Linked DNA regions of Mus musculus: region 1 is linked to region 2. A link is a loop called in an ENCODE intact Hi-C map of the cell type or tissue named here. Cell type or tissue: left cerebral cortex. All regions are shown on one strand. Each heading gives the region's core, and the rest is flanking DNA. Links, peaks and the distances in the headings are about the cores only.

The links. Hi-C counts contacts between places; a loop is a spot of excess contacts. Peaks named below come from ENCODE experiments on the same cell type or tissue, not always from the same donor. Only the 100,000 strongest peaks of a DNase experiment are listed, where the experiment ranks them.
Region 1: it touches region 2 in a loop (7-fold over the local background); 5 of 42 quality-filtered maps call a loop at or near these places.

The regions. Positions count from the first base shown.
Region 1 is chr1:24,361,740-24,372,366 of GRCm38, forward strand. All of the region lies in intron 16 of Col19a1 (collagen, type XIX, alpha 1), which reads right to left. Among named protein-coding and RNA genes, the nearest start is that of Gm26418, 180 kb to the right of the region's middle. In left cerebral cortex, for the core only: a CTCF peak has its summit at 5,991 (motif pointing right); DNase peaks (open chromatin) are centred at 3,174 and 6,022; H3K4me3 peaks cover 493 bases.
Region 2 is chr1:25,819,987-25,830,304 of GRCm38, forward strand. It overlaps Adgrb3 (adhesion G protein-coupled receptor B3), which reads right to left and starts at 9,721. Exons shown (of 31, transcript NM_175642.4): 1 at 9,476-9,721; 2 at 6,018-6,789. The coding sequence starts at 6,774. In left cerebral cortex, for the core only: a CTCF peak has its summit at 6,988 (motif pointing left); DNase peaks (open chromatin) are centred at 4,239, 4,865, 5,538, 5,809 and 3 more places; H3K4me3 peaks cover 4,254 bases; H3K27ac peaks cover 3,730 bases.

The DNA.
Region 1 (10,627 bases), core at 1,792-9,791, 1.5 Mb before region 2:
CACTACTGTGACCCATGATGTTCAGTTCTGCGACCCACCATTGAAGGGCAAGTGCGACCTGGGAATGGGCCTAAAAGAAGAGTGAGGTAGAGAAGAATCCAAACCCTGAAAAATCTCATCTTGAGACCGGCAGAAATAAGGATCGCTCCTTTCCTACTCTCGGCCTGCATGACCTCCTTGAGAATGTCATGCAGCCTTTTCACCAAATTACAGGTTTAAGCTCGCAGAATTTACCTCTTCACACGCGGAAGAAGGAAGAAGCCGAATTCGGAACCACACACCATCTTCAGCACTGTAACTCACAATCTTCACTATGACCCACGATATTCAGTATTGTGACCCACCATCTTCAGTTCTGTGACCCATGATGTCCACAATGTGACCAACAATGTTCAGTACTGTGGCCCCTCATGTTCTCTCGTCTCTGCTGGTGGCATATACCCGCACCATATCTGTAAAGGTCTATAGCTCTTGGGGGTCTTGGTCTGGGATATTGCCAGTGCCCCTGGTTCTGAGATTCCAAAGCTGTGTGGTTAACAGGTGAGGGATTGCTGGATAAGCAGCTTCTAGAACTTGAATGAGAATTTTTTCCCCATCTGCCACTTTGGAGATTTTTCAAACTCATTCCTCTGTGTATTCTAGGAAAGTGCTCGCTTGCGCTGGGCTTGTCTGCTTCTGGCCTGAATACTGAGCTGTGTAATTGAGGGAACTCAAGCATAGGCAGTTCATGGTTGTGTGAATAAGCAAACTACTCGCTATGTGACCTGATTGTTTTCCAAAATTACCCAGTCCCTGGTTTCACTTGTCGTTTTGGAGCGGCAGTGGGAGGATGGGGCTGTGACAGTGAACGCGTTCAATGGGTGTAATTAATCCATTTCGTGAAAACAGATTTTCTAAATTATGCTATGACTTGCAAACATTTTTAACCCTTTACAGCCCAAGGCAAGAAAGCAGCATTTTGGAAGGTGCACGTTTCCCCCCAGAGATCAATCTGATTCCTCTAAGCCTAGTTGTATTATCGATACAGCAGTACTTGTTGACTGACACCCACGGCATGGACGTTAGGAAGGATGAATGAGTCCTTCCGCTAATACCGCCATTCTGCTTACCCATCCACAAAGTGTTCCCTCCTCATCTATCTGCAGTAGGTCCCGAAAAAAAGGGAACAAACAAATAAACAAACAAACACCCAAACCATTATTTGTCAGATCCCTAAGATAGAAGGAACAGCAGGAATCTTTCAAGTCTTTGCCACCCCTGGAAGCAACATCAATGATCCAGTGCAAGACGATAAAAACCAGGGGACATGAAAGCCAGCAAGCCTCCGGGTGTGTGAAGATAACCATCTGTGTCCAGTGACGTCTTCAAAAGATCACCAACAGAAGCCTCACCGTGGGAACATCTGTACCTCCATCTTGTCTGGCCCCCAAAACCTCTCCATATACCACCAAAGAAGGAATAAAGTCGGCTCCCAGAGGTCTCAGAGGCAGCGTCTACCTATCAGCGCTCTGTGCTACCATTTACTGTAATTAAGTGATAACATTCACTCCCTTTGAAAACATTGGGAAAATAACAAGGCTTCCTGCGCAGAGAAATGCAATTCTAAGGTACACTACTGAGGCTCAAGATAACCGGCTTGATGCTGGCGGTTCTTACACAGCCAAGGAATACAGAGGCGACCAGCATGTGCTAAATTTGAATCGCTGGGGACATTGTGGACTGATGTAGACAATGGGAACCTGCAGGTTTTATATGTAGGGAGATCGAGTCTCTAGTTCCCCCTCAAGTGTGATACCGTTTTCTCTCATTTCCATATTGTTCTAATGATTAGTCTGCAAATGACAACTGTGACACAACTGAACCTCGATGTGACATAAAAGTGTACTCGGGGTAGTTCTGTGGGACAGAACCGGAGGATGGTTGCTTATTTACTTAGCTCCAACGCACAAAGGGGTTCTGGAAGAGAGAACACTGGTGACCTTGAGATTAAAGACACGATTAGTGACAGTGACCTTTAGCAAGTCTGTAGAGTGGGTTTCCTGTTTGCAAAATTCTTTAAGGATTCTAAATGGTACATAAAATAAAATGATAAAGCCTTATGAATTTGGAGGTGGAGGGTTATGGGCTCCCATCCCTGACTTAGTTGACGGATATGAAGAAATTAGGGGTGTAGCCTTTTGTAGGTTCATATGCCAGTGGATGGTCCAACACCCTTGAGTATATGGATAGTACAAAGTATACTTGGATAATTTAAAACAGGAAACACTTATTTGGGAGGTGGCTGGGGATAGGAAGGAGTGAGGAGCAGGAGTCAGAGTTGAATTGATCAAAATACATGAGTTCTGGAAGAAGTAATAAAACATCATATTAAAATGTCTCAGGAAGCGACAACATAATATTGTAATCAAATATTAACCATCCACCATATTCGCTAGATATTTGTCTCATTTAACAAAATTAGTAGACACATCAGAAATTGCTTCATATCTTATTTTCTATAGATTTTCTTCAATTTCAACGCCCCCAAGACACTACTATCTTCACTCACAAAATGCCTCTTGGTCTTTCTTTCTGCTAAACGAAACCATAGTTGTCATGCAGACAAAAACTGATGTCATAGGGTAGAGCTGAATCTGATTGCTGGAGTCTTTCCTAGAGTCTTGCTAAAATCGAGATCATATTTTCTTGCTGATATATATATTTGTACACACACACACCTGTAAAACTAAATAGCCATTTGATTTGGCATCCCTTTTGGAGCTATTGAGCCAAATGTGAACTTTAAAATTATTTCAGAAACTAGTTTCGTTTTCGAACATAAAAGGTTCAAATAAATCTGATTGGATTTTGCTTCCTCAGACTGTAACATTTACCCAACATCATGGAATCATGATAAATTCACACACTGGCCCAACTAATTATGTTTAGTCCCAAATGAACCAAGGATTTCAAAAAGCTGCCTCACTGTTATTAGAAAGAACATAGGCCAGTCCAAAGAGCTACTATGATATGAGATGGAGATGCAGTCGGTAGCAGATGAAGACGAGACCTTTTCCACCATTATTTGGCTATAACCAGAAAAGGTTTAGCAGTGAGAAAAGTGTTAGTAACGTCCCACTACTACTGCTGCTCATATGGAGGAAAGGAAGCAAGAACTCGGATCGGAGTGTGGGTGTTTGAATTCTCAGTCTGATCCCAGCTGTTTCACACGCGTGCCTGCTTACTCCGTGGCCTCAAGGTGACACTGGAATTTTAGCAATGTTGACAACAGCTGTTTTGTCTGGAACCATGACCCCAATAATGCACAAGTGGCAGTAAAAATAATTCATGGATCATCTCTCTCTCTCTCCCCCCTCCCTCTCCTCCTCCCTCTCTCCCCTTGCATACTATGTGAATGTGTTTTTAAATTCATGGATGTCATCATATTTTTCAATCAGAGATGAAACTGCTATCCCATTGGCTCAAATAGATGGTTAGGTTTATTTTCTTTTTGATATTGTCATTAGAGTGTGTGGCCTCTAGTCAGTTGGTACAGAGGCAGAGGGTCACTGATGAAATGAACATTTGGAAGGGCATTGATGAGTTCAAGGCTTGCAAGTGAATCAGGTTCTTATTGAAACATCATGAGCCTCAAAATGCACACAGTTATACATATGATATTTTAATAGGGAATGATGTTGCAGTGAAATGTCTTGTCACCTACCTCATTCAGCAGCCCAAGTGTATTTTAGGGTGTCAGGTTGCTTTGAGAGGTAGTCAGGCTTTGTATTGCATACAGTGGCATCTTACTTTTGCTCTTTGTAACAGAGCGAGAGATGGAGACATACAAGAGAAGGACTGGAATAGACTAGGGGGGTCAAATGCAGTAGTTCTGAGTTTCTGTGATGCTTTGAGGGTGGTCATTTGCCTGTTATGACTGCCATCTGACTTAACCTGTAGCCTATTAGCAGGAAAACATCAGGGTTGGAGGTAGGGGAAAAAGACTGAATTATATGTGAGAGGATTTCCATCTTCAATGAAAAAAATGTACTTTGTGTTCACAGCATGGTTGAAATTGAGCAGTCAACAATCAATCAAAGCTTTTTTTCCCCTCCCTCTTGGCAAACAAGTCTACAGTCTTGCCTAATTAAAGACTAAAAATGATAGACTAAAAAGAAATCATCTTCATAATAATTATTTGAATCATTTCATCACATTAAAACAACCAATCACCAGCACCAACAAAATCAACCAGAAAGCTAATTACTGCAGACACACACACGCACACACGCACACACACACACACACACACATGCACACGCACACACACACGCACACGCACACGCACACATGAGATTTAACAGAAGGAAACAGTGACCACTCAAGTCCCAAGTTCTCTCATTTTCACCTGCCGACTCTCACTCTTACAAGGCCTTACGTGATAAAGGCTCCCACCCCAAGCCTTTTCGAAAACCACATTTTCAGTTCTGTTATATTTATTGAACATATCCAGCTTTCTGGTTGGGAAGTTCTTGTCTATTGACATCCTATGGCTAATTCCTTCTTAAATCATGTTATTGACCAGGGAGATACTTCCTCAGGCTACCTTGACCAGAAGAACACCTCTGAGATTTCTTATTCCATTAATCACTCCATTCCCATAGAGATCTTCACATTACACTGAAATTGTTTTGTCTCTAATGTTTATTAACTCGTGCTATATGCTTCCTTCCCTACAATAGAGTGTAAAGACTGAGACAGAGACTTCTGCAGTTTGCTACTTTGTTTCTTGAATCATTGTATATACATTGTTTAAGGTAGTGGTTAGAAGATAATAGCACTAATCCCTCTTTACCTGCAGAGAATAAACCCGAGAAACGTAGCCCATGCTAAGCAACCATTAAGGTCAGGGAAATTATAATTTAACATTTGTTCCATTTAAACTAAATGTTTAACTAAATGTCCCCTATTAAGCTAAGTGTTCACCTTGTATACATGTTTTGGAAGTTTGAACTACAAAGTGGAACAAGCAGTATTTGTTTCTTTTTATGATCTCACAAATAGAAGATTTGTTTTTACTGTAAATCCTAGAAATCTCAGCATACAATTTTCCCTTAAGTTGACAACTTTCACCTTTCTCATTTAAAGGAAACACTTTACCACTTCTCTTTGTCATTTTAGCAGCAACCTCACTACCATTGAAATTGAGGCCGTAGTTAAGTAAAGAGAGTGTTGTTGTAATACCACTTTGTGATACTATGGTGGTCAATCTGATAACGCAATGACTCCTGGGTAGGTGCTATATGGAAACTGGATCCAGGGGGTAAGGAGGTGATTTTTCAGCCCCCAGGAAGGCAGAATGAGACAGTGTGAGATTTCACTAAACATGGAGGTATAGCTGAAAACTTGTAAATATTTTATTTCTGGAATTTGCTTCACATTTCTGGGCGATGGTTGAAGGAAGGTTACCGAAACCACGGAGAATGAAGTCACAGCTAAGAGACTACAGTTGAAAATGAGTTAAAAATTGCACCCTAAATTTTCTCATGTAATTGCATCACCTGATGTTAAATCACTCACAGACTTTATCACTATAGGATGATTCTTTCTTTAAGGGTGAAAGAAATTATCTTACAGTGATGTTAAATTAAAGCATAAATAAAATGGACTTACATATTTAAGATCAGATTATTGACCTGGAAAATAGGCTTTTTTTGTAATGAGCTCCACAATGTTAATAGCTAACATCATCGTTTTACCATACATGGGCATCTAGAGAAGCCAGGGCTAGGGCTGAGTTTTCAACTTAAGAACATAAGAGGCTGATGTTAAAAGCTATTGTGGATAGGATGGCGCTTATGTTTAAAGTAAAAGAAAAGCATAGAGTGCCACAAATCATGAAAATAAGATTCGAAAACTGTATTCACTGATAATTAAAACCCAAACGTGTAAAAACAATGTCCATATCTGCACTCTGAGAAGCATCTTTGCCTAGAAAATTTCCAGTGGAAACAGTAGAGGGCGCTGCTGGCCCACGTTACATATTTCTCGAAAAGAAAAAAAATTTTTTTCAAACTCAATTGCTCTGCACTCAAATGTGACATATTTGAGGCCACTGATGAATTCTCACACCACAATAATGAAACGGTACACAGAAACAATGCCAGAAAGAAAATAAAGATAGCTCAAACCCATTCCTGCAATAGAAAGAATGATAACACATTTTAGAGTTAACACGGCTTTTAATCAATGCTCCTTACAGAAATGATAAATGAGAAGCAGAGCTAACGTCACAGGGGTGGGCTGTTACATGCTTCCCTTAATGGCTCATTAACTTCTCTGGCTTTCCCTCCTACTCCAGCTTATTTTCACAGCTTTCCAATCTCTTTGAAGGAAACTAAGAACTCAAATTCTTACAAACTAAGGCTTTCTGAGCGGTCTGGCTTCCCAAGTTTCATTATAGTAACATAAGGTCAATATTTTCCATTGCATACGCAGATAAGATCACCAGAAAACTGTTTTGGAAAGATGTTTTTGTTGGAGTCTAAAGAACAGTGGGTGAGACTCAGAGGAGATCACAAGTAATAAAATACAGTGTCTCAGTCATAGGCAAACCAGCTCCGTAAGCCAGAACGCGACTGTAAAGCTAGGGGAGAAAAAAAATACCCTCGAGTCCCTCGTTTCGGCTGTAGCAGTGACTTGGAAATAATTTCTGTCTTTTCAAGAGTGAATTTACGTACAGAGAATAAGTACTCAAGACGCAGAGTGATCATTTAAGCAAGTCAAGGGTAGATATTGCATTTTTGTTGACTGCACAAAAATGGGAAACTCGAGAAGAGAAAGACCACGTGGATCCTATTGTAGTATAGGGCCATCTCTTCTACCTACATTGCAAATGGATGTTTACAACAATACTAACAGAGTTATGTAAATACAACAGAAAGTTCCTGTATATACATACATGGCAGCTGGTCCTCCTAGCCACTGTGGGAAGTGGGTGGGGCAAGCGCTATGATTTCATATTCACAGAGAGAGTAGAGTCACGTGCACGGTCCAGGAAGGGCTGCCCAGGAAGATGGCATCCCACATACCCTATGCTACTTTGCTTTCCTATGAGATGGGTGCCATGGATCCCCATAGAAAAGTCAAACTATGCTTGTATGTGGTCTTTAAAGTAAGGCCGTTTCGTATCAGATCACAGCCTGGAAGTCCTCAAGCACAATGAGTTTGGGACTCAGATCCGGAGTCTGAATTTGGGCTTCCCATCATATACTTCCATTCTTCCGGGAAAGTTGCGGGGTGTTTGTAAGGACCACTTACCCCGTGGCAAAAGGAGGGTAATTTCAGCTTCTTGAGGTAGTTCTGGGATTCCATAACACCCTGGAAATGGCTTCTAATACCGCGCTCGTGCTGTAATAAAGCTTTCTGGTTTTACTGCATTTCTTACTTTTTCTGTTGGACTTATTTCTTTGACGAGAGAGTTTAGAGTTCTTTTATTTTGTCTCTCTGAGAAACTGTTCTTGATTATAATCTTAGCACATCTCAAGGTATTACTCATTTCAGATCTCTCTGCTTACGGCCTCCTTCTGCTATTGTTTAATGAGCCCTTCAAATTTTATGCACTGGAAATGTAATCGCTAAATTCACGGTTAACAGTGTTTGGATGGGGGTGGCACTTTGAGGATGTAATTACTATCAGATGGGACCATGAGTGTGAGGTTCTCATGAGACAATCAGTGGCTTTTGTAAGAGGCAGGAGGGACTCCAGAAGCCTCCACTATACTACAGTTCAAGAACACTCTTGCCAGAGTGCTGGACTGTGCTCTCGGATTTTGCAGGCTCTAGGTCCACGACATGGTAAAAACCCAAACCCTTACCTACATCCTCTCCACCCAGCTAGGTGCCGCACATCATTTTCCAGTATCTCGGCTGATAAGTGTAGCCCATATGCCTCAGCATGGAGATTTTCTTTGCAACAGAGGGGGACCATTACAGAAAACCACCACTGATCAAAGCGTAGAGCTGTGAAGCCCAGTCCCATTGATACTCTACAGGTTACTCCCATAACTAAGTCTCAGGGATCATGGCTGAAAGAGGTTGGCAAGACTGCACGAGCCAGAGGAACACAGTCTGTCGGGAGGCTGTTTCTTTGAGAAATATCAGAAGCTACACCCATAAAGTCTCACCACACAACGGCTGAAGCACGAGGTAAACTAGAATAAACAGCAACAATAGACATCAACTTGGATAGGGAAAGATTGTAGGCCTCATCATAGAACATTATTAAGGGCCGACCAAAAAAAAAAAAAAAAGCCTTCTTTGGTGAAGAGCACACCAATTGGCTATCTAATACCAAAGGAAGTATCATTATAGAGACCAAGCAGATTATATTTAGGACTATATATGTATACTCATATGCATATATATCATATATATGTACATATGCATATATGTATATAACAATAAATTAATGGAAAGAAATGTAGGGCATTGGTCTGGTGTTACTTGTATTCAAATGCTAAATTGTATACCTCAAGATCCTGGTTGATCCAAAGTGAGCATATTCTTATGGATATCAGCTTGTGCTGTGTAAACTTTGTTCCCCAAGTTATTCCTGATTGGTTAAAAAATATGTCTACAGCCTGGGCAGGGCAGAGGAGAGGGGCAGAGGGAAGGTTTCCAGGCTTGGGGTCTCAGGCAGGGACCATGATGAGGGAGAGAGGAGGACGACAGGTGGGTGGATTGGAGCTCATGGCCATGAGAGCTTTCCTGTGGGAGTGGGAGTGGCCCAGGCAGAACATGGCAAGTGATATCTCAGGTGATATCACCACAGGAAAGTAGATAAAATAGCATAGAAGGTTGATATTTGCCCAGCTCTGACACTTTAAGGCTTATTATCAATCTAAAGGTTTTTGTGTCTTTTATTTGCAAACTCTACAGTCTAAGAGGGATAGCAGCCCTACAGACATTTAGAGACACAAAGGGGTGTAGCAACCTCCCTTCCCTCCCCTCCCCCCAAATAATAATTACCACAACAAAGAAAAGCCCGGAATTTGAAAGAGAGCAGGGAGGGGCCTCTGGGAGGGTTTGAAGGAAGGAGAGGGAAAATGATATATTAATCTAAAAAAGAAAATGACAAGTTGGCAAAGTCATTTAGGAAATTTGGAAGTATTTACCTCTGTATTGATAGGTCTGCTGTTTGACAGGAAAGTGTACAAAATCATTTTAAAATATATGTTCAACAGAAGGCAACCAACTGTAAATTACATGTATGAACGGCAAGTAAGTCTTCCCTGAAAAGATAAGATTTCCCTGATGATGAAATTGAAATGTGGTGAACTGATCTGTACTAATGGATACGACATTCAAGATACAGTGTCTCATAACTTAGTAACATTACTTCAACAGACTGAGTAAATACCCTGGTTAGTTATTATTGTCAACTAGACACAACCTAGAATCACCAGGCAATGGGGAACCTTAAATGAAGAATGGCCTCGCTTCTATTGGCCATGCTCATGCCTATGAGGGATTGTTTTGATTGGTGATTGACATGAGAGGGTCCAAGCCCACTGTGGGTGGCACCATCCCTAGGCAGGTGAGTCTGGACTGTATAAGAAAGCTAGCTGAGCAAGCCAGTGCTCGAGTCAGTGAGTAGCATGCCTCTATTGTTTCTGTTTGAGTTTGTACCCTGACTCTTCTTTGATTGTGACCTGGATGTATAAGCCAAATAAACTCTTTTCTCCCCAAGATGCCTTTAGTCAGAGTGACTTATCTCAGTAACAGAAAAGCAAATATGGGTAGTCAATATCTCCTAGGATTTTGTTCTCCGCCCCAGGATATTTAATTTTCTTAAAATGTTAGTTATTATGATTTTTGGATATAGTCCTTTCCAGGTACATAGATAGTCTCTTGCATGTACACATGCAGACACCCACCTACACACAAACATAAACACATATCTCACTAGCTGACTCTAAAGTTATAGAAAATTATTCATTTGAAATGACTTGTCTTTGGGTATAAAAATTTCTTAAGGAAGTGAGAAAATAAGTTTGTTCCCGGAACAAAGAACCTCAGGTCAAGGACGGACTAAGGCAGTTCAGTTACTTTGAGTTTTGAGTTGCCTTGGGTCCTCAAAGATGTTACCCCAGTCTCTACTCCTTTTGTCTGCATTGACATTCCACCAGAGAAACAATGCCTTTGACTGAGAGAGCACCTAAATCCCCAAGGGGAAGAATGGTCTCAGGAGGACACTGAATCAAGTACTCGGCCATCGAAGGCTTGCCCAGCGCTCCTGACGACTACCATTCCTAGGTTCTTTCTGAGAATCAAATTGACTAATGTATTTAAAAAACAAAACTGCACAAATATAATGTTACAAATGTCTCAGCTATTCATTCACTTGAGGGCTATATTGTTCAGTCACTGCCTCATAAGAGGTAAAGTTATTTCTTCTTTGTTTTTATTTTTATTTTTCTACCTTTGAAGTTGTCATAAGCCCTTCACATGCTTGCTTTGGGAATGGCGCAAGCTAAGCCACTGGGAAGATGCGCGTACCGTCACCATCTCAAACCTCAACCAGAAGATTTTAGTGCCCGACCACCCGTTCTCTTAGCCGCCTTATTCCCTGTCATGGAGTACGGCT
Region 2 (10,318 bases), core at 1-8,000:
AATAAGCATTACCAAGTCTTATGAATCTAGGAAGAAATAAATAATACAGAGTGAAATCAATTTATGTCAAAGGACAGATCCAATGATAGCTTCATGTTCTTTTGGATTCATAATCTGAGAGCCCAGAGCATGCTATTTTATAAAAGAGAAGTATGTTTGTGTGTGTGTGTATGTGTGTGTGTGTGTGTGTGTGTGTGTGTGTATGTGTGTGTGTGTGTGTGTGTGATTATTTGGGGGAGGTTCATGTGCTCATGCATATGATGGCCATCCTCAGATTTTACTCATCAAGCTAGCTACCATCTTTTATAATTTTCCACACAGCATCTCTCATTAGCATGCAGCTCACCAGGTAGGCTGGGGATCCTTTGATATCCACTTCCATGGTTCTTGATTTATGAAGCAGCCTACCAAAGCTGCCCTTGGATTAGGATTCTTTGAATAACTTCAGGTCTTCTATGACAACCATTTTACTGACTAAGCTATCTCCTAAGCCAGGAAAAAGTTTATTATTTTTAGTGACTCTAATTCTTGACTCAAGAGCCAGTTGGCTTCTCCAGGCAACACATACCAGGGTACCTCTAAAGGAAACTGTATTTCACAAAATAGCCATCTTGCAAAATGAATAACAATTGAGTCCCCTTAAACTCGGAAACAAGAGTAAATGAAAGGATTCATGGAGCCCAAAGGTTAGTGAAGCCAAGTGCCTACTTCTGATTGGAGGGTCTCTAAGGTTAGTAGATTATCTGTGGCACTCACAAAGACCAACTAAACCGCACACTGCCTGCCTCCTGTGAGCATCCATAACACCCAGGCACACTTCACCTGAGTTTCAAGTCTCTTAATAAGATGAAGCAATTACTGACAAAATCACATTGCTAGAGTTTTTGTTTGTAAGCATTGCATATGCGAAGTTTTTCCTATATGAACAAATGTCTAAAATTGAAAAAAGGGGAGAAAAAAAAATCAACATTTTGTTTGACTAGGCCTTCACTTTTGGTAATATTCTGCCACTACAAATATGTATAGTTGCTAGCCAAAAGTTACTACACAAAAGCAAACAGGCTTTTTGCATGAGCTTGGAAGGATTTGGGAAATATTCGGACTGCACAGGGGGTAGAAGAGAAAAACATGGAGATGTGAGCAGAGAAAAGTACCAAGTTCATTATCATTATCATCATCATCATCATCATGGTCACTTTCTAGACCAGTGTCTCTCAACATTCCTAATACTGAAAACTTCAATATGATTTCCCATGTTGTAGTGACCCCCAACCGTAAAACTACTTTTGTTGCTACATCATAACCGTAATTTTGCTATTGTTATGAATTGTAATATAAATATCTGTGTTTTTGGGTGGTCTTTGAAGAATCATGTGATAGGGTCATTAACCCCTCAAACCACTGTTCTAGATGGTCATATTTATCAAGTTGCATGTATACGCTGTATCTTCTTATGAAGAAGGTACATTCATATTTCCAAAAAATATGGTGAAATAATACTAAACACCTATACTCTTGATGTTTTCTTTTTTCAGAACATTATTAGAGCACATCGGAGATAGGTCTCTGACATCAACAGTGCATTAATAAAATTGGAAACCTTTCAGATGGTATGTACCTTCTCCCAGAAGGGAGAGTAAGCTGTGTCTGTTTCCCCAGGCGATCCACCAATTGTCTTTAGACTACAATCAATACATTAATATATTTCCTTTTTAGAAATTTATACTTTTATTCTCTTAATGTTCATTTCAACCCGTAGTCAACTGAAATCCTGTTAAGATTGGGCTACAATGTCAAAATTCCAGACCATTTATTTAACCCAAAATCTGGAAGAGAAGAAGGAAATATGGATGGAGAAATCAGTGTTTTCAAGGAGCTGCAGAAAACAGCAAGAGACACAGCAAATCTCATTGCCTGTTTCCTCAAGGAAAAATGAATGTGCCATATCACCTCATGACGAAGATGCAATGAGAGCACTTAGGTTCACAAGGGAGTCAAGAGCCAAGGGGAATAAGAAGGAAGAAATAATGCAACAGCAAAAAGAGCAGGAGAAGAAATATTTAGAATGCCAGAAATGAAAATCCCTCAAGATTATAAGTATACACATGTGTGCGCGCACACACACACACACACACACTATCACCTAGAGTTTACACAGTCACACAGTGAATCTTTCCTTGGGAGCCAGAGTATTCAGGATTAGCATACCAGGCTTGAAAGACAAATGAGTGAGTGTGTACACATTTCCTGGAATCTATACAGGGATCCTGATTTCCCTTCACATAAGGAGAGCCATTGATATTAGCAGCATACAAAGGTTCCTTTAAGAATCAGTATAGGACTTGGACATTCTGCTCTGAAATTCTTCTGCCCAAACTGTTTCAATACTGTCAGTATAAATGACTCAGTATAAAAGTATGCCAGTATAAAAGAGCTCATGCTAAAATGCCCATTCTAACTATATAGTCCAGGGTCATTTTCACTAACAAAGAATGTTACTGAAAATGTAAAACAATGTGAAAATGATTTTCCAAGAACTACTGCTCTGTTCCCAAAATTCCATTGAAAAATTAGGTGAATACCACTGTTAAGTGTCATTAAATATGTATGTATGTATGTATGTATGTATGTATGTATGTGTATATATATATACATACATATATATGTGTGTGTACATATGTCTTTATATATTTATATTTATTTATATACTATATAATTAAATATCTAAGTTATAGTCATTCATTTAAATATATGTATTTAAATATATTTTATACATGGGTAAATATATATATATATATATGTATAAATGCATGTGTGTCCATGATATATATACAAAAGCAAATATTATACAAACTCTCAAATTATTGTGTTTAAGAGTCACTCTTTAAAATTAGTTTTTATGATTTAAAAATAAATAAATAAATAAATAAAGAAAGAAATAAATAAACCAAGATGAATGACAGGCAACTTTCTGTGAGCAGATGTCACCCCCAACTCTGTCAGAGACAACTTTAATAAGAAGGCTCTTTCTTAAATACACTCAGGCGAGATTTGCTAATGGAGCACATTGCTTGGCTTCATAGTCTGTAAACGCTGATATCACTAGAAAGAGCCATGATTTTTCCATGTTAATGAGGAACATTTTAGTATAAATCATCTCTTGGAGTAGACTTCCACTGTAGAGAACCTACTCTTTGTGCTAACTCTGTGTTTGTAACTACCGTGGGCACATGTAGGATAGTCAGCATTTGGAACACCTTTGTCACAAACATCAGTACCATACAAAACCATCTGCAGTCTTGTCTACTAAACTGGAAGAGTCTGCTGACAAATCCCTGTCATTTCTGTGACATAATCCAGGTAGCCCTGCTCAAGAGAATGCTTAGTCACTCCCTACACAGTGAATGAATGGAATGGAAGTTCAAAACTGCTGTGGCGTTGTATTAATTCTCTCTACATCTCCATCAGAGTTGAAGAGTTTTCCATAGAAAATATGATCATCAAATTATACAAATGCAGGTGAAAATTTTAATCTTCATTATTATGAAATAGAATCAGAAGTAATGGCATAAAATGAAGAACCCCTGACGTCAATGTAAGCAGCAATTCAGTATATAATTATTAACCTCATCATTCTTAACATAATATTTTGTGTGAAATATAAAATATTTAAGATTTAATATACTTTGCAAAATGGTACAAAATTAAGAGTCTACATTTTCACATTCTTTTCCACCTATGCATCCTAAACAAAAAGATCTTCTTTGAATGAGATAAGGAAGGATATCATACATATTTTATGAGAATTACTTAAAAATGCACTACCTACAACCTGTCAGGAGGAACTACATTTTCTCGCCTTTCTAACTCACTCCAGCATCTAGACTATTAAAAAGCCCAAATTCAGACAACAAAGAATATAGCTGTGTGATTTTATTGATACAGAATGAAAATCTTCCCTACTATGTAAACTTAGGAGTTTGGCTCCCTTAACATTATAACATTTCAAGATGAGCATGTATTTGCCTACGCAAGACTTTCCTTCTCATTTTTACAGCTGATTAACAACAAGAAATATGTCTTTTGCCGAATGCTTTACAAATACAATGCCTACAACCCACGCATGTGCAAATCAAATGTGCGTCTCAGGCAGCTTCTATGCATCCCATGCTCGCCACCAGCAAACATCCCTGAAAAGCACGCATGATGAGCTCACAACTTCCCGCCTGTCACTTGCCTTTGAATCGGGGCTGCAAAACTAGATCTGATCTACTTTTTGATCTGATCAGGAGTCAGGTTGATTATCAAATTGGAACCACTGGAGAAATACATTTACAATCGTCCTTTAGAGGACGAAAAAGCTGAGCTTCTGATGGTAACGTCTTCTATTTTTTTTTTTTCTCCAGCCAGCTTGTGGCATCACAGTTTCCGTGTGTATTGTAGTTCTTATTCCAGGGGACACTAATGAGTTTTAAATGGTGTTAAATACCATCCCTGCAGTTGTAAGTGCTTCACTGGGATTTTTACTAGAGAAAAGAACTCCTGTAATTTAAAACTACTTTGTTTTCTTCAGTCACAGCTGTTGGTGAAAACACTGACCTGTGGAGGCTTCAGCCTCTTCCTGGCTGCCATTGCCCTCCACTTATTCTGTAACTTTTTTTCCCCTGGTGGTATTGCTCTTCCATACTTCCCATCCCCCTAATTTCAGCCAGCAGAGAAACAGCATTAAGCTGTCGAGGCTCCTCTGCCCATCCCCACCCCCTTTCCTCTTGCTGGCTCCACTTTCCTACAAAGCCTTGGCTACCATTAAAGAAAATTCTCCAACAACGTGTCAATTTTATATTGGCCACAAAGGCAACTTCTGTTGGGGGAGGGAGAGGAAAGAGGGACTGGAGCTTGGCTGTCCCTTTTCACAGACTGGGATCTTTGTGGAGATCAGAAAACATTTCCTGCATAAGAAATCAACACACTCTCCGGTTGCGGGGCTAGGGGACAAGCAAGAATATGTACTGGCTCTGTCCTCTAACAAATGGAGCATAGCTATTAACCTCCCAAGCAAAAGTCATTTTTCTCAAAATGTGCCATGCTTTCTTGCATGATTAAAAATATTCCACAATCTCAAATCTCCTGCTAGCTCCCTCTCTGAGGATGGGAAAAATCTAAGTCACTGATAGTTGGGAGTCTTCCTTTGCATTTCCATTGTACTGCTTTTTTCCCCCAATTATCTCATTTCTGAGACATCCCCCCCCCAGCACTCCCCCCCCCCCGCATGTTATCAGCAAAGGGAAAAGAAAGCAGCAAGGAAAGACTTGCAGGAGGGAACTCATAAAATGTGGATGCGCTTTTACTTCCCACCAAGCCCTCCCTTCTGCTGGTGACTTCAGAGGCAGAAAAGCCAGGGACTCTGGCTTCCAACCTCTTTTTCTTAGCCAGCCAAGGAGTGTGCACGGGGATTTACTGTACAAAATACTCTACACAAAAGTAAAGACCTGGGAGAAATTGGTCTCTCATAACTGCAGTGACAGGCAGTCACTGAGTCTATAAAGGGTTTCTGTTGTGTGCTTCCTGGAGTCAGGAAGAGAGAGGATAAGGCCCAGGAGAAAGAAAGAGGAAAGCATTTTCTGAACGTGGTCAGAAAGAAGTCTGCCTTTCCACTTTACATTTGGATCATATGTAGATTTCCTGACCTGGAGCCTGAATAAAAGCACACTTTTTCCTCCTTACCAACCCCCAACACAACTGAGGTCTCATTTCTATCTCTCTCTTCCCTTGAATACTCTACCCATACTTCTGTAGCACATTGCTAAGCAACCCATCTCCTCTGCTTGCCTCTAAAGTCATGAAGGCTGAAGCTCACTTTAGAGCCATGCAACAGAGAAGACCACATATTCAAGTCACTTCAAAGTTGACAGGATAAAGGAGCAAAGAGTAGGCTGAAGTAGTGAACCAGAAAGGGTTACTTCCATGCAAACCCTCCCCAGCCCCAGCCCCCACTCCCCCTGCCTCTGAGCACTTACCTTCTTTGGGTGGTCTCTTGGCCTCCCTGGTCAGATTGCAGACTTGAGTAGTTTGCAGCTCCTGAGTCAGGCAACCCTCCGTCTGCTCATTCAGGGGTAACACGACGTTATTTAACAGAACCAGGGACTGGTCATCTATTCCCCACTCTCCCAAGTGCTGGGGGCACGTGCATTTTGTGTACATAATTCCACAAGACTCGGTTCTCCCATTTTCGGATTTTAAGCAGCTTTCCAACCAAGTGCATAAGACATGGCAACCAAACTGGCTCGGGCTCACCTTGTTCAGTACCAAAAACTCAAAAAAAGATTTCTGATCCTCTTCGACTTTTTTCTGTAATCCTGGGAAATCAGTTGGAAATACCCGGCGTATCTGAATGAAATTTTTATCGTACTGTAGAAAAACAAAAGCATTCTTGGAACTGCAAAGTTGCATTATGGAATGGTTCTTTCTCAAAAGATCCTTTATTTTTTCATGGGAAAAATGATCAAACTGATAAGCCAGAAGGGAAAAGTTAGAGCAGCTAAGGTCCTTTTTGGAAAATTTCAGGTAAATGCTATATTTGGTTGGATCTGGATTTTCCAGTGTCCAGGTGCAGTTTGTAAAGTTTTTGGGAAACATTTCACTTACAGAATAGGATCCATAAATGACTCCCTTCACCAAAGTGGAACACCAGAAGTCTTGGGCAGCATTAAATCCAAACATAACCAGGAGATAGGTGGAAAATATATAAATCAGCAGGTTACGAACAGCCTTCATCCTATGTCATTTGGCCTGTAAGAATGGCAAAGGAAGTGAGACGCAAGCAGACGACCACAGGCATTGAAAAAACAAAACCCTTTCAATATTTCTGCCAGCTGTTTTCAAGAATTCCGTTTTTAAAAAAAAAGCCCTTTTTAAAAAAGAAGGGCAGGTGATTTTTATTTTATAACGCCAGGAAATTATCAGTTGCTGTGTGAAGAGCGCCCTCACGTGGTTGGTAGTGATGGACAAGTTCTCACCGTTCAATTTAAAAATAACATTTAATAGATTATTAATAGTTATGTCCTAATTCATCCACCAGGATTTCCTGCACATCCATTATCATTCTATCAAGTGAAGTGGGAAAGCATGGTGTTTTGTTCTGTTTTGTTTTGGAGTAGCAATAACCTGCATGTTAATTGCTGAGGTACTGACTTAAACTCCAGAACCTTCCCTCTCCCTCAGTCTTCTGCCTGCAGTAAACAGCAACACACGAAATCTAACCTGATAATCTGGAAGCAGCTGTCATCGCATTATTCCTTTCCTGTGGACTGTGAGAAGTAATCGTGGTAAATTACAGCCACAGCTTTAAAAGCAAAGACGATCATTCCTTCCAGATGGAATATCATCTCCCCAATGCCCCTACTTGCCTTTGCAGGGGCCACTGTGTGAACTGGTGAGACATTCCTGTGCAAAAAAAAAAAACCACTTGGGAATTCGTGGGGACGCGTCAGATTTTGAAGGAATCATCTGGGAGAGGGCATAGATGGGTAGATGGACCGGAAAGACCTGATGCTCGGCATCACCACTAAGTGTGAGATTCCAGGCAGTCATTTCATAGGCCGTGCCCTCCTGGGATGCATAAAGTGGATCGCTGTATTAGTATCTGTATCCAAAGGCAGTGTTGGGGGTGGGGGACCCCAGAACTGCAGCCACTGAGCTTGCCTAGGCTATGTTTCTCCAAATTATGGTGGTTTTAGTAAGAGTCATAGCTTATAAATTGGGATTTACACATAGTGCATGAAAAATCCTAGCATTGTGTTTGCTCCCTGGCCGACTTCAGTGGCCGAATTCCTGCCTTTCTAACAAGTGTTCCAGGTTGTTCTTCTTACATTGATTTTTGCCCCAGCTTTGCACAACCAAAGCATCCTTGATTATATTTACCTCTATAACTTATTAATCCCAATATAACTTAATTTTTTTCATCTTTAACCTTTAGAAAGTTATTCCTCAGAATGAATGACAATGCTTTTTGTTTTTGTTGTTGCTGTTCAGCCCTTAAGCTGATAAAAGTGATATCAAGTTCATTTTAAAAGGCTTTAAACTGAAGTCTCCTCCACCATTCTATACACAGAGACAGACAGACAGACAGACATAGAGACTGTTAAGAGTTTTCATGCCTTCTCTGTCTGGTCTTTGAACTAAAGCATACAACCTTCTTCTTTGCCATTGCATAACACAGCAACACATGCACTCCCAATCCAGTGACCAAAGTCCCTGAACAGATCTGCATTTCACAGAGTATGATTCAAACACTATGTCTTGACAGAGGCCAAAACAGCCCCAACTGTAAATCTCTACACAACAGCAGTTTAAAATAAACCCAGAGCTGATAGGACTATCAGAATAGCGTTTTCTCTTCCAAACACACAGCTCACTGAGTAATGCCTTTTCCAGTTGAAAATAAGTAAATAAATAAATAAATAAAGGTAATGATATTTTAGAGGTTACGTGTGTTTAAAAAAAATGGGAACAGTCTCGTGTGTGTGTGTGTGTGTGTGTGTGTGTGTGTGCACGCTGTAGCACTTTGCAGGCAATGCAGGTCTGCGCAGTGTTCTTCAGGATAGAGTGTAGGCGTTGAAAGCCGATGTGACAGTAAGTGTCTAAATTAGGAATTCCAACCATGAAAGGGGGCTTCATTTTATAATCAGGAACTCAAAAGGAGGTCGTATTTCTTTTCCTTATTAAAAAAAAAATCGGTATTTCTGCTTCCATTTATTTGGCAGTGGATGTCTGCAATAGTGTGCTTATCAGTGATTAGAAGAGAAGGGAAGAGCTGATTTCACATCTCTCTTCCACCCTTCATGTAACGCTCTTTATTTTTAACCATTCTTGGGGTACGAAGTCTTGTTTGTTTCTATATAATAAGAAATATGAATCATTGAACTGCCCCCACCCCCACTGCAGGCCCTGTTCAAACAACCGTATATCTGTCTAAGGAAAAATAAGGGCCAGAGGTTGCCTAAGGGATGGTCACTGAGGGCTCCAGAATGTTGTATTTATTTATTTATTTATTTGGCTCTTTCTGAGAGGCAAACCAGCACTGAGTTTAGCTATTCTCAAACTGATCTTCTGGGTGACACTTTAGTTTAGCCGAACATAGACGGCGCCATCACTCCACTGATTTTTTCCCCCAACAGAAGACCCAATCCTACTCTATCCTAACTTCCTTTTAACCTACCCCCCTCCGCCCCCGCTAAAATTACCTCAATCACGCACGAGTTGCTAGATTTTCTGGGTCTCTCTCCCTATTCCTTCCCATCCAGCACACCTCTTCAAAAACAGACTTCTCTTAACTTTTCAACTGCGGCGTTTTAGTAAGCTCAGAATCTTGCCATCCGCCAGCAACAGCCTTGACTTCCATCCCCCCAAACTGAGCCCAAGTCTCTCCGGGCGACCCCCCAGAAGACAGAGGTGACCCTTAGGCCCCTTTCCTTACCTTCCACTCCGAAAGCTCCGGGAGGCTCTTGATCTAAGACACCAGAACAGGCACACGTCCCAACAACAGTGATGGAGAGACTCCCCTTCGGTCCCAATCACCGTTGCCCATTTTTCCCCCCGGTTCAGCTTCAAATATTAAGATTTATGATTGGAAAAAAAATAATGCATGCAAACGAAAGGCAGAGGGAAAAAAAGGAAAAAAAAATAATAGGGGGGGGGGCGGTGGTATCCAGCGGCCAGAGCCTTGCGCCTTATCCAAGTGAATGAAGCCTTCAAAGGAGAGGCGGGGAGAGGCCCCCTGAAGGGAGACTCCACAGAAACACCAAACAGAAAAATGGAAGTGGATAAAGAGCGCAGATGTGTTTTCCCAAACCCACCCCCCCGCAACAAACGGATTGGCCAAGAAGCCAAAAAAGCGCTGAGAAGTGGCCGGCGGCGCTGGCTGGGGCGGCGTGTTGGGCGGTGGGCTGGTGGCAGGAGTGCTCCCGGCCGGTGGCGAGGCTGGAGCAGGAGCCGTTTGCTTGCTTGGTGCGCCCTCCTCCCCGGCCCTCCTCCCTGCCAGGTACTGATGGACGGAGCGCGGCTGAGGAGCTGGGGGTAAAATCCTGGGCTGGCGACGTCGGGAAGCTGTTTGAATGCCGGGCGAGGAGGGAGGCGCGCGAGGGCACGAGATAGTAAAGCTGTGTGGCGGGCGTGCGCGCCGGCGCGCGGCGCTCGCTCTCCCCGGGCTGCGCGCGAAGGGGGCCCGCGCGTTCCTCGGCGCGCACCCGCCGCTGGGCAACCCTCCCGCGCGCGTGCTCGTGGGTGCGCGCGTCCCCGGCGGAGCGCTGCGCCCGGACCA